Regions from separate parts of the Mus musculus genome. Here region 1 is linked to region 2. A link is a contact called in ENCODE Hi-C or POLR2A ChIA-PET data. All regions are on one chromosome and are shown on one strand. Each heading gives the region's core, a stretch centred on a gene start or an enhancer-like site at or near the end of the contact. The rest is flanking DNA. Distances are from core to core; before and after follow the strand shown.

Region 1 (7,698 bases), core at 1,656-4,155, 38 kb after region 2:
AAAACCTTGCTAACTTATGACATAAACTATTGCTTTAAACTTATAATGAACTTGTGGAGCTAGGAAATAGATAAGGAATATTTAAACTGGTACTGGTCTTCATGAAAAGACATGTAAACAATTTCTGCTGTAACTCCTTAAACCTTACCAGCCTATGACGTGAACTATTGCTTTAAACTTACTATGAACTTACGGGATGTAAAAGTGTTTAGAAAACCATGTAACCAATGATCCTGCTGTAAGAGTTCTACCTGATAAATGCTATGACGTAATCTTTATCTGCAAAGGTATAAACACTGAAAACAATAATAAAGTGGCACTGCTTCAGCCAGTGTAGTGTGTGTGTGTGTGTGTGTGTGTGTGTGTGTGTGTGTGTGTGTGTGTGTCTGACTTTCTTTTCTTTTCTCTCTGACTCACAGTTAACAAACTCTGAGCTTCTCTCCTGTATGAGCCACTTACCTTGCTAGCCCTGAGTTAAAGAGTAAAGAGCCCACATAACTAAGTTTCTTTTCTTCATCCCTGCTGCTATCAAGAGGAGTCAAGTTCCATGAGCCACCAGCTTTTGGCCTCAGAATAGCAAAAGAGAATCCAATAGCCAGAAGCCATCAGCTTCTTGCCTTCCTGGACTCTGTGCCCCACCTCAGGACCTGGGTGTCAAGCCCTGGACCTTGACAGAGTAGAATTACTTAAAAGGTCATTTATGGGACTAGAGAGATAGCTCAATGCTTAGGAGCACTGGATGTTCTTCTAGAAGACTGGGGTTAAGTTCCCTACACCCACATGGTAGCTCACAACTACTTATTATTCTAGGTCCAGGGGATCTGACAGCAGCTTCTGATCTCTGTTGGCATCAGGTACACACATAGTGCACACAGGTTGACAAAACAACTATATACAAAAATTTAATTTTACAAAGAGCAAGAAGGCTCATCTGGTAAAGGCATCTGCCACCAACCTGAGCTAGAGCCCCAGGACCCGCAATAAAGAAAGGTAGAATTTACACCTACAAAGTTTTCCTCTGGCCTCTGATAGTTCCTTGCCATGTGTGCTCACTCACGCATACAAATACACACAGACACACACAGACACACACACTAGATAGATAGATAGATAGATAGATAGATAGATAGATAGATAGATGCAATAATAATTTAAGTCTTTACCAAAATTCTTAATAAAATTGTTAAATATTTTTATCCCTCTCTGATAAAATTTGAGAATTTCAAAGCCAATAGCCTGTGCCCACCAGCCTGGGTGCCCAGAGTTGAATAACTTTCATCCCTTCCTTTCTTTCCCATCCAATGGAAAGTCAGGTTCATTGTCTAATCTAAGACACAAGAAATCCAGGCATGATGAGAGAGCACTCTGAAGTCACCACAAGCTGAGGCTAACCTGAACTACAGAGGCATTCCAGGTCAGGCAGGGCCTCCATTGTGAAATCTTGTCTTAGAAGGTCAAAGACTAAAACAAGACAAGACACTGATTCAAGGGGTAACTTAGTTAGTATGGTGCTTGCCAAGTAAGCAGAGGACCTTATTCTGATCCCCAGAATCCAAGTGAAAACTCGGGCATAGTGACATAGCCTTGTAATCCCAGCACTTGAGAGGCAGGCACAGGTGAATTCCCAGGGTTCACTGGTGATTAAAAAAAAAAAGTTAAACAAACTAGACAACAAGGTGAATGGCTGCTGAGATACAATAGCCAAGGTTGTCCTTTGTCCTTCACATGGACACATATGTATGCATGCACCCCCATTTCCTCACCCCCCCCCACACACACACAAGAAAATTAGATACATTGAGTGCTTAAACAAGCAACTGGCAAGGGTAACTTCTTCTTGCAGGAAGAGAAACTAGAAAAACAATTGCCCTGGAAATAACTCAGTCAGTGAGCATCCTATGCCCAACCCCACCAGATATAAATAGTGTGCACTCAATGATGCACACCGGTGCCCCCAGAATGCTTTGATAAAGATCTCCTCATAGTCATCATAATGACTTGATGTTTTGCTGAAAACAAGCCTCCTCCTCCCGTTTGCGAATCATGCCTAGAAGCCACACAAGGTGCTGGGTGCTGCTTCCTCTGCTGCTAGGTGCAGACAAGGCAGAGACTTTGCAGTCATGCTACAAAGCAGCACAAGCCCAGAAGCACCGAGTGACTGTTCCCGCACCTGTATGTTGTGTCTGCCACCTCACCATTGCTGGGCAAGAGACAATTAGTGGCCCTAAAATAAGGCCAACATTGGGTAGGATGCAAAATGAGTTTCTAATATCAAGACATTTGGTACCATTATCTGAATTCTGGCCCAGGGTAACAGGCAAGGCTCCCACAAAGCTCCCTGTGGCTTCAAAGCAGGACATCCTACCTGCCTGCACCCTGGCTTCTAGATATCCAGCTCCCATGGCACTTTTAGGCCATTCATCCTAAACCCCAAGGTCTTGCTAGGGCAGCAGCAGGGAAGTATTAGATGACACGTGAAGTTGGTAAGGTATGCAGGTGGTAAGCGCACATCACCCACAGATTGGGTGGTGACACTCACAACTATATTTAGGAGCGAGATTAGCACAACCCTCCATGGGTACGGTGAGTGCTGGTACATAGGTTCATGTCATTGTGCCAGGGAGAAGGAAACTATTGGCAACGTGTGCCATGCCAGCTGAAAACACAGTCACATAGGGAAACATAATCTGAAATTTAAAGAGAAAGGGAAAGCTAAGCCCTTGGTCAGCCAAATGGCTCTTGGTCAGTCAAATGGCTCATTGATTAGAGATAGATAGCATCCTGTGTGTCTGAAGCTCACTCGGTTATCAGCATGGAAGCTGAGGCACCAACCTAGTCCTGAAGCTGAGTGTGGGACACTGGGTGCTAGGAAGAGCCTCTCCTGTGGGCAGAAGGTTTTCAGTGGAGACATACTGTCTCACAGAGACTGCCAAGGCACCATCTGGTCTGGCCATGAGTTGGCAGGTCCTTTTAGTTAGAAATGTTTAGTTATCTGCAGAAGAAGCCTCGTATATAGCTGACACGGGTAAGACATGTGACATTCAAGATCAAAACTTAAATAAGCCCCACACTACCAGCAGAGGAGCACTTGGAGCCCACTGAAAAGAGTCACAGAGGTGAGAGAGTAGTGACTCTTGCATGGTGAACGATGCTTGTCATAAGGTTTTACTGCTGTGAACAGACACCATGACCAAGGCAAGTCTTATAAAGGACAACATTTCATTGAGGCTGGCTTACAAGGTCACAGGTTCAGTCCATTATACTCAAGGCAGGAACATGGCAGCATCCAGGCAGGCATGGTACAAGAAAAGCTGAGAGCTCTACATCCTCATCTGAAAGCTGCTAAGAGATTGCTGGCTTCCAGGCAGCTAGGATGAAGGTGAGGGTCTTAAAGCCCACACCCACAGTACCACACCTATTCCAAAAGGGCCACACCTTCTAATAGTGCCACTCTCTGGGCCAAGCTTATACAAACCATCACAATGCTCTAAGAATCAACGCTCTTTCTTGAGATATATTTAATTTCACAAAATCCAATGAGGAAGTACCATGGTGCCCATTTTATTGATTAGAAACCGAAGCACAGAAGCATGTGTAGCCATCAAAGATCACGCAACTGACTAAGCCTGGACCAGGATTTGAACCCAAGTGTCTAGGTACAGACTTAGCTACATGCTATGCAGTAATTGTTTTTGTAAACAATAAATTAATAAAAAACCAAACACGAGCCGGGCGTGGTGGCACATGCCTTTAATCCCTGCACTTGGGAGGCAGAAGCAGGTGGATTTCTGAGTTCGAGGCCAGCCTGGTCTACAGAGTGAGTTCCAGGACAGCCAAGGCTACACAGAGAAACCCTGTCTCGAAAAACCAAAAAAAAAAAAAAAAAAAAATTGCAATTTTACAAACTAACACAGGATCAAAATCTTCAAAAATCTTTCTTTTTTATTCTTCTAATGACTTGTTTTTTTGTATTTTACATGCCTTGGTGTTTTGCCTGCATGTATGTCTGCACAGTGATGTCAGGTCCCCTGGAAGTAGTATTACAGACAGTAGTGAACTGCCATGTGGGTGCTGGGAATTAAACCTGAATCCTCTGGAAGAATAGATAGTGCTCTTAATCACTGAACCATCTCTCCAGCCCAAAGCCTTTCTTTAATATTCCCCGAGGGAAACTAGACTCTGCCTTTCTTTCTCATAAGAACCGCTGGTCTAGGGATGAGGATTTTGGGACACTGTGAGCGAGTCTACTCTGGACTGCAGAAACACTGACCATGTCTCACTGACCGTGTCTGGCCCACATCTCAAGTTTCTCAAGGAGCAAGTGAGCTTCCTGACAACTGAGGCCGGAAGGCCTGCCAATGGAGAGGTGGCACGGGGCAGTGCCAGGCACCCGCACCTGCCAAGGCACTGGGAGATGTTGCCCAATGTCAGCACTAACTGACCTATAAAATGAAAAGAAGAATCTTAAGAGCTGGCGATCAAATAGGAAAGTCTATTAGAAATAGGATCCCAAGTGTGGCAGAGGGGAACATTGTGTACAAGTGACGTTAGATATATGGACAGAATTTTTTGCTCAAAACACACCTACTATGGTATATTATACATTAATATACATTAGTTTAGCCACTATGTGGAGGTTCCTCAAAAATCTAAAACTGTAATTACTATATGGTCCAGCTGGATATATATCCATGAGAATTAAAAGCAGCATTCAACACCCACGTGATATGTGGCTCTGTTCTCATTGGTCAGCCATGGAATCAGCTTAAGTGTCTAATAACAGACAAAGGCTGCATAATATGTAACACTGTGGAGCATAATTCAGCTGTACAGAGAAATGAAACTGTGGGATTTGTAGGAAAATAGATGGAACTGAAGATCACCGTGTTAAGCAAAACAAGCAGACTCAGAAACACACGGCTGCGTGCATTCTTTCATTTGGAGAATCTAGTTGGTTGGGGTTTTGTTTTTGTTTTTTTAAAGTCATGGAAAAAAAAAGATAGTAAACTCTCTGGGGTAGAAGAAGAGACCAAAAAGAAACAGGGTGGGAAGGGAGAGAATAGAGGGTAACTGAAGGGTGGATACACTCAAAATAGATCATACACGTGAGTGGAAATGTTGAAGGGATCAACTAATACTAATAGAAATATAAAACCACCTTCCATGGGGAAGGCATCATGACAGGAACTGTGGGAAAGGAGGTGACTCAGATACATCAAAGCCCAGCATGGGAGCAGCCAACACCCACAAGCACCCTGCAGTTCCACCCAGCAGTACAGTGTGGCTGGTAAAGCAGGCCACACCATGGACTGATGCAGTGGGAGCCTTAGGACAAGCTTATACTTTACACAGGGAGTTTGAGGAGCTACCATCTGCAGCCAGCCAATAAGGACAGTTATGTTGTCTTAGTGAATCCAAGGGAGCTGGACAAAGGACAAGCCAGCTGCAGGAACACGGGAGTCAAGGCAGGCCCCAGATGCCAGCCAATCCACTGCCATCCTTCTTTCAACAAACGCCAACTCCTTCAACAAACGCAACCACTATTCAGCATTATCCATAGGAACCCTATTGCTTACAGCTTCAAAGCCTACTTTTAATGATGGTTCTTAAATGCTTTAACCTCCCATCTAGCCCATCATCCATCAGAGGCAGTGGGAAAGAAAGAATATGGGGGAAATCGAACTGTCTAGAAATGATTCCTTGGAGCAAATCTCATCTGCATTGATTGTCAGGAAGTTAGCAGTTCAGTTCACAGGTCAGCAGCGGCAGCTCAATCCACTGGAAAGCACTTCAGGGATATAGCAGAAGTCCAGTTCAGTAGTGTCAGGATAGCAGCAGTGGTGGCGCGACCTAGCAGGAACAGCCAGGCCTCAACTGAGTTGGCACAAGTCAGCAGGAGGATTAGGACCGGCAGAGATGCCTCGAGTTCTTTGCCTTGCCTCTCTCCATGAAGACCAAGAAGCACTGCATAATATGTATCAAAAGATGGCCTAGTCAGCCATCACTGGAAAGAGAGGCCCATTGGACATGCAAACTGTATATGCTCCAGTACAGGGGAACGCCAGGGCCAAAAAAATGGGAATGGGTGGGTAGGGAAGTGGGGGGGAGGATATGGGGGACTTTTGGGATAGCATTGGAAATGTAATTGAGGAAAATATGTAATAAAAAATATTAAAGAAAAAAATGAGATTATGTAATATGACAGAACGTGGATGGAAAGAATTGGGGGCTCAGTCTGCATGTAGTTCCAGAACTAGCAGAGAAAATTACAAGCTACCAAGGAAGAGTGACTCCTGTATAAATAAGAGCAAACCAACAGTCCAGTTGTTGCATAGAACATACATATAATTTGTAAAAATTCCTTATTTAGGAAAAAATTAAGGTTGACTGGCATTCTGGGATATGTGTGTGTGTGTGTTATATTGTTATGACTAATTTTACTTAAACATGAAATTTTGAGCCTCAGCTGAGCTCATAACAAACCAAAATAAAAGGGAGGCGTTAGCTTGTGTCTGGCCTGTGAGCTCTGAGGCAGGTGAAAAAAAAAAAAAAAGAAGAAGAAGAAGAAGAAGCACTGCATAGCTAGCTTTACCAGCAGGCCCCTCATAGTCCCTTGAGTCCTATTTATCCTTCTTCCAAACATCACATGTCCTCCATGGGTTTTGCCTCAGCACGTGAGTCTGTCTTAGCAGAACTCCATGTAAATCTGTATCCGTTGACATCACTCTGCCAGTCGGCCTGAATCTGCGGAAGCAGCAAGGAACTGCAGCACACCACCAGAAGATTTTTTGGTGCATTTCTCTCTATAGCATCCCAACAAAAGAGGCTCAACGACGCCATGTAAGACAGACTAATGCATGGATGTCATTAGCAAGGAATCCTTCATCACATGTCCTTTCACATGCTTGCTTTAGCAGAACATCCTTTCAACTGTGTCTGCTTCAGAAAAACACTCCTTCATGTGTTTGCCCCAGCAAAACACCATCTGATGCAACTGGCTTTCCAAAGAAAAGCAACTTCAGGGTTCTCTAGAGTTACAGAGCTTAAGGAATGAATGAGAAAGACAGAGAGACAGACAGACAGAGACAGACAGAGATGGAAGATGGAGGGGCTTACAGTCCAACTAACCCAACAATGGCCAGCCATGAATGGAAAATAAACTCCCTTATCCTTAAGTTGTTTTTGTCAAGTATTTTGTTATAGCTACAAGAAAAGCAACTAATACATCTATGACACAGATTCTAAGATAAGACTGACATGGCCTTATCTTAGTTAAGAGCAGAGGACCCAGACTCAGTGTTCAGCACCTACACAGCAGCTCACAACCGTCTATAACTCTAATTCTTTGGGCTCCAACACCGTCTTCTGGCCTTGGCAAGTGATGCACAAGCATACGTTCAGACACATAAAATAAAAAGAAGAAAAAACACTTTAAGATTCTACAGACACTCAAACTGGTTGGTTAATAGAACTTCCTGAGCGTGGAGAGTTGGAATGCTGCAGATCTGGAGCCAGTATTACCTTGATGTATCTTTAATCCTCTTCAGTACCATTTATCATCTACCCTAATATCTACTTGACTATTAGCTACAAGTATATTGCAGTAAGAAGGACACCCACTGGGATTTCTAGATTCTTATGTCCCTGAACATATGTAAGGACAAAGACATAGATGGCAACATGGGCATGAGATGATAA
Region 2 (6,771 bases), core at 1,507-4,006:
TTCACTGTCCCGGTCACCGTCCGATCTTGCAAAGAGCAGTTCTCGAGGCAGACAAAGTTCTTCTGAAAGCGGTCCCGGAAACTTAAGTAGTCGGTTGAGGGCTGGGGAAAATCAAAAACCAAATTTTTCTCCTCGTGAAGTTTTAAGCTGGAGGAGATATCGTTAAGGTCCAAGAGATCAAACTGCAGGTCCCACGCTGGTTCTTCTGGAAGGTCGGAGAAGACATGGATAGCAGTGAGTGACAGCCCCTTGGAGTCCGCAAACACGACCCGCTTCTTGGCTTGGTTGTGTGGGCTCTTCCACTCACTCTGCGATTTGGCTTCCTGCTTGACACTGAGACATGGTTTCAAAGGTTTCAATTTATTCACAAAATTTCTTCGTTGAAAACCATTGTAAGGACCCAGGAAACTCTTCAGAGGTGGTGAATGAGCCAAGCAAATCCTCATGGCCATGTCCACGGGCATGACGGAACTTGTCAAAGGACGTGGATCTAGCACATGGATCATTCTGGAATGAGAAAAAAAAAAAAAAAACAGTGGTAATCACCGAGGTCTGGAGTCGTCTTCCCCTGGTCCCAAATGCACACACACTAGTACTCCAGTGCAGAGAGGTGCTATCACGTGGAGAAAAGGAGAGCACTGGGGTGATGAGATCTACAGTCTAGCTCTGTGCTTGGCAGGCTGCTGGGCCCATGTGTAAACTGCCTGAAACACTCAGAGAGGATTCAGTTTCTCCATCTGAGAAACAAGAGGGCTCTATCTGAACAAGTCTGACACAGCTCTTGGAATTATGTACTCTGTTCTGGGCCAGTGGTTCTTAAACCTGTCAGATCAACAAGACCTGAGAAGTTTCTTTCCTTTAGAAAAAAAAAATTCAGATTCCGGGGACTTAAAACCACTACAGTAGAGCTTCATGGCATGGAGCCAGAAAGGTAAATATGTTCTTAAAGCTTCCCCCAAAAGAGTCCATTGGCCAGACAGCTTCTTCCATTATCACAGTCCCAGCCTCTCGCTCCCTCTGGCTGCTGTTTCCTATTTTGGCTCTCGAACCGGTTTTACTTCTCAGGAGAAGTAATCCACTTGGGAAACAATAAATGAAGCAATTCTTAAAATGTCATGCTGTCCTTAGAGTGACAGTAGGTGACGCTTGTTAAAAGAAAGAATGACTTTTTCATTTTATCACAGTCATCCTCATTTTTTCACAAATGACCAACTGCAACACCAGCCAACATCTCACAGACTAAAGGAAAAACTTTAAACAATCTACAGTTCATATAGAAAGATGCCCATGACAGGTCCAACTATAAAGGGAATAGCTACCTGCAGGGATAACAGACTTGTTCATTCTGACCAGTAATAACCACTTTACTATAGCTCTGTCTTGTAGCCTGCAGTGTACATTATATATACACAACATAAAGTAGTTTTAAAAACTGATAACCAGAAAATGAGCTGTTTTAAAATACACTGAAGATATATGAATTTATAAATACTGAAAACTACAAAGGAAAACACTAAGATGTTCATTATCTTTGACTGATGGAATTATAGCATCTACTGGTTTGGGCTTCTATGATGTTTCCTGTTGTTGAGCAGGTCCTATTTACAAGTAGGAAGGCAATAACAATAGTTTGCATCAAACAAAGAACCATCCATCAAGACTTTTCTGGCCTTTCTTTCCCTTGAACCACACTATAATTCCACACTTACAGAATTAGGTTTTTCCTCTCCAATGTCAGCCTTATAAATCAAAGAAACATGAAATACAGTAGGTGCCATTTTGGAGTCTGGGGCTTTATTAATTATTTATTCTTTAACAGTTTATATATGTATATAACATATTTTGATCATAAATATAGTCTGGCTTGAAGAATTCTCTTCATACCAGTGCTAAGCACAGCACCCTGTATATGGTCATCATCACAAAGTGGCCTGTAAAGAATGTATACTGAACTCACTTTAATAGCTCTAGGGTTTTTCTGAGAGGATTACAAACTTCCAGCAACAAAACCTCAAAGTCTATTTGTCTCACAACCATTAAGAGGCAGGATTTGGGGAGGGAGAATTCTTGGACTAAGTTACAACTGGAGATGCAACATTTCGTGAGATGGTCTTGGTTGCCTGGTTGATGGAGCTGTTGTTCGTTTTTTATTGGTTGAGCTGTTCTTGTTTTTCTTTTTGTTTTAGTTTTTTTGGTTTTTTTCCTTTTTTACTCCTGCATTTATAGAAAGTTTTAGTAGTGGGCTATTTCCCTGGAATTCTAAGTCCTGGCCAAGAGTTAAAAATAATAGCTTGCTCAAACTCTAAGACTGCATTTTCTATGACAAACCAGGAGAGGGGAAGTGGGGAAAGAAGAAATGCAAAATCCTCTACCTTTTGCCACAGGCTAAACTACCTCATCAATAAAACTAAGCTGCACCCAAGTGTTTGGGTCTTTGAGCTCAAAGGCAACAGAGTCACTTCAGCAAAGGAATCCCAGCTAAAACTGACTCACTAAGGCAGTTTCTACTGTGAGATGTAGATTCCCAAAACAGGCGCTAAGAAATACAACTCAAATTCCATCCCTTCAAAGCCTCCGGGACGATTCAACTCAGCCATCAACCTGGGAGTCTCCCATCTGCAGAGAAGACAAAACCACAAAAGCCCCCAAAGTCCCCGCAGCTGCAGGCTCCCCTCCATTCGGGCGCAGAGTTGCACTGAACCTACCTGGTGCAGCTCATTGGACCGAGAGGCAGCGGCGACCGCGACAACCGCACCCTGAGCAACTTCGCACTCAGTACTTAAGAGGATGCAGCGCCGCGGTCCAGCCGGCCGACTGACCGCAGGCAACCGGGAGGCAGCTTATCAAAGCCAGATCACGTGAACCGGTCCCTCCGACCAATCAAAGGCCGTGCGCCCTGACCAACCACTGTGCAGCTGGGGCACGAGCCCCTGCCCCTGGAACGTGATCACCGCGGGGCTGGATGTGACCAGAGCGTGCTGGAAGGCGGCCGTAGAGTCCCTGAGCCCTGGGCCAGCGGGATCCAGCCGTGTTCCCGGAGCCTGGCGTGCAGCACGTAGCTCACGGCTCGCAGCTGGCCTTCTGCAGCTTGTGCGAGCCTGGCGGGGTCTTCTATGGAAACGCGTAGGTCTGTGCAGAGTTGAATCTGAGCTCAGAAAGTTGTGGCTCCGCCCGGTGTCTGTGTTATTTGAAATGCTTGTGATGCTCCTTGCTTTGTGTCCAAGCACCTTGGCCCAAGCAAAGAGAAGTTGGCTGGCTCTTCTTCCTCCACAAATAAAGTCACACAGCCACTCAAATGTTAAGAAAACACGTGAGCCCATGAAACGAAGTGGCCGTGTGTGTGTGTGTGTGTGTGTGTGTGTGTGTGTGTGTTTCCCTCTGAAGACAGAGGCAGAGAGGGCCAGTCTGTACAGCCTAGCGAGACTCTGCCTCTGAATAAGCAAATGGAGACTATGTGCTGACCTATTCAGTTCTCTGCTTGGGAGAGAGAACTATAGGCCAACATGAAGTTACTGTCCTTGCTCATTGTCACCAATTGCAGCAGACAGCCCAAATCCCTAGACTGAGTTATGACATCCTTAGGCAGAGGTCAAAATCACAGTTGATTTCATGCCCTACCCACCCAGCGGCTTTCGCTGAGATTTCTTTCTTTTCTTCTGTGCACATAACCAACACAAAGCAAAACTAAAATAAATATTTTTTAAAGAAACGTCTACTGAACATCACAGAGGAAAAAACTTGATAATTGGACTTTTAAAAACTAAAAAGTTCGACCGGGTGTGGTGGTGCATGCCTTTAATCCCAGCACTCTGAAGGCAAGAGTCTGGAGGATCTCTGTGAGTTCGAAGCCAGCCTGATCTACAGGATGAGTTTCAGTAGTTACACAGAGAAACCCTGTTGGGGGGAGAGAGAGCAAGGCGCGCGCACGCGCAGGGGCGGGGGGAGGCATATCTGTTAATCAAATATAAAATTGTTTTCTTCTTTTGTTTTTTGTTCTTCCCCCTTTCCTTTCCTCCCTCCGAACATTCCTACGTTCCTTGGTCTCTTTCAAATTCATGGCCCTTTTTCCCCCTACTTGTTGTTCTATGCGTATGAATACTGATTATTTTTACAAAGTCCATGACCTAGCTCTGCTTGGCTATCTAGAAGCCAATTAGAATGTGCAAAAAATTCCTCTGTCATGTAACTGTCAGACTCAAGAATTGTTACAATGGAGTAAAGAATAAGAACCATGCTATGGGGCTGGAGAACGGCTCAGAGGGTAGGAGTCCCTTGCTCTTCTTTCCACAGACCAGAGAGCAGGTCGTACCACCCAGCTCAGGCGCTCATACACAGCCTGGAACTCCAGCTTCAGGGGCTCTACCGCCCTCCTCTGGCTTTTGCAGGACCTGCACACATGTGCACATAACCAACACAAAGTAAAACTAAAATAAATATTTTTTTAAAGAAACGTCTACTGAACATCACAGAGGAAGAAACTTGATAATTGGACTTTTTAAAGATTTATTTTTATATTAGACATATGAGTGTTTTTTACCCCTCTGTATGTATGCATACCACATACATGTAGTGCCCTCAGAGGTCAGAGGTGGGCACTGGATACCCTGTCATTGGTTGTAAGCCACCACGTGGGTGCTGGGAACCAAACCCTGGTCCTCTACCAAGGGTAACAAGTGCTCTTAGCCGCTGGACCATCCCTCTCTCTCCCTCTCTCTCTCTTGGGCTTTACTTCTGAATAAAGCACCTGACCAACAGCAGAACTAACGCCCCTCTCAAGATGGCCAAGACCACGTGAAAGGCCAATGTTTAGGGTTTTAATCCTCACCTGAACCCAGGCAAGTTCTAGCCTCAGATTCCTGTTGTGCAATATGGAGATGGTAAATTTGCTTTGAGGAATAAACTTGTGTGTATCAGCAACATCCCACGTTAGAGCTCAGTTCAATACTCGATCCTCCTGTGCTCATTTCTACTCTCACCTCAGCAAAGTTAGTACCTGAGAGAAGCAGCAGTCACCACCATGCATGGCTCATTGAGTCTTATCATGGGCCAAGCATGCGCACCATGTCATCTGTTAAATACTTACAGCATCCTACATGGAACTGCCTGTCATAAATACCATCTTAGATAAAGGAAAACCATTAGGAGATCAAGAAACCTGGCCGGGACCTTCCAAGTAGAGTTGTGGCTCTCTGGGATCAGAACCTGCATGCAGGATAACTGCCGTCTGCCCCATTCTGGCTTCCTTTCATTAATGGTCAGTTACAAGGATAAAGACAGGAGGCGCCTTGTGTATTGTTGGCTTCAAACACTTTGTGTTTCACAGTTGATAAATCTAAACCCCGAGGAGGAAGCAGAGCTGGTAGCCAAGGGCTGGTTAGGTCAGAGCCAAAACTAGAATCTTGGATAGGCCTTTTCTCTACGCAAACCGTATATGCTGAGATAAAGGGTGACTATTACCAGCTAAAGCTATGAAACAGCACACTGTAAGAACAATGCAGTTTGATTCTACTTAGGAGGGAAAGATATGCAGGGACAGGCTCTAGAATATTCTTCACCAAAATGTTAGTGCTTACTAGGGGATGGTGACAGTACTCGTGGTAAAATGTTTTTGTTTTGCTTCTTCGTGGTTTTTGGAGATTGTTGTTGTTGTTGTTTTGGTTCGTTTTGGTTTGGTTTTTTGGGTTCCACACACACACACACACACACAATGAACACAGAAGGCTTCTGTAATTAACAAATAAATTTGAAAAGGTTTTCAAGCTTTCAGATTCAAGTAATTCAGAGAGACTCTTAGCTGGGTGCCAAGAACCACGTTGGAAGCTTTTTAAATGTTCTCAGGCTGCCCCCACCCCTCCCCATCCCAGCCCCACCACCGTCCTAGAAAAGCTGTATTGACTCTGCTTACGCTCCTGCCCCCTGGTGTTGATTAATGCTGCCAAAACAGATTTCTATTTCAACTTCAAGAGGACTTTTTAAACAGAAAACAGTATTCTTTCCTACAAGAAGTCAAGGTAACCTGTAAGCTTAATAGTCCAAGCCTCTCCTTCAGGCTCCTAGCTGGTTTTTACTGCCTTTCATTACAGGATTGAAGGTACTGGAAAGGAATCAGTGTTTTTTCCTTGGGTGTTGCGTCAATGAAGATGGACTAAACCAGAAGTTATGAAGAATTTTATTGTTTGTGGGCTCTATCCAAGTGTGGCTTGGCAGCACTCAAACGTTGCTTTGTCTTACTCGTCTTCCCATAATAAATCTATCAACCAGGGCTCGTTAATTGGTGCATGGTGTCCAGCATCATGCTTGAGGTTACCTGGAGTCATAAGCCATAGCCCTTTACCCTTGAGACTATTCTAGATATTTCTTTTATTTTAGGCTCAAAAAGTACCCCACAGATGAGGGGCTGCTGGCTGTGTGGTTTACACAGTGGGGTTGTCCAAGCATTTGCTCAGTATCTCACCTGGAGGCTGGACTCCTTTTGTGGGAAATTCACCCTGGGGTCCCCCAGTTACCAACTCATTTTCTTTTTCTTTCTTTCTTTGTTACTTTCTTTCTTCCTGTGTACATAAGCATTTTCACACATGTGTGTGATATGTATGTGTGTGTACATGTTCACGTTTGTGCACGTGTGTAAGAGTATACATGTAGATGTAAATGTCCCACGAACATTTCCCACAGATGTTCCAACAGATGTGCTGCAGGACAACTCCCCAACAATGGGCAGCTGTGGACGGGAAGTCCAAGAATCTAGTAGTTGCTCAGTCCCACGAGGCTAGT

Evidence for each region. Hi-C counts contacts between places; a loop is a spot of excess contacts on that map. ChIA-PET counts read pairs that join two places held with the same protein, here RNA polymerase II (POLR2A).
Region 1: a map of gastrocnemius shows a loop between it and region 2 (5-fold over the local background). The contact joins the enhancer-like site here to the promoter of Ppp1r3c in region 2. A Hi-C loop is called at or near these places in 3 of 37 maps with a recorded cell type or tissue (T-helper 2 cell and gastrocnemius). POLR2A ChIA-PET finds 5 or more read pairs at or near these places in 2 of 5 experiments (both embryonic stem cell).

What each region holds. Positions count from the first base shown.
Region 1 is chr19:36,771,344-36,779,041 of GRCm38, forward strand. No RefSeq gene overlaps it. Among named protein-coding and RNA genes, the nearest start is that of Ppp1r3c, 39 kb to the left of the region's middle. Within about 2 kb of position 2,906, at least 1 of the 3 ENCODE cell types and tissues checked has a DNase peak (open chromatin) inside an H3K27ac peak, as active enhancers do; it is gastrocnemius, where a contact is called at or near this core.
Region 2 is chr19:36,733,848-36,740,618 of GRCm38, forward strand. It overlaps Ppp1r3c (protein phosphatase 1, regulatory subunit 3C), which reads right to left and starts at 2,757. Exons shown (of 2, transcript NM_016854.2): 1 at 2,706-2,757; 2 at 1-507. The coding sequence starts at 2,719.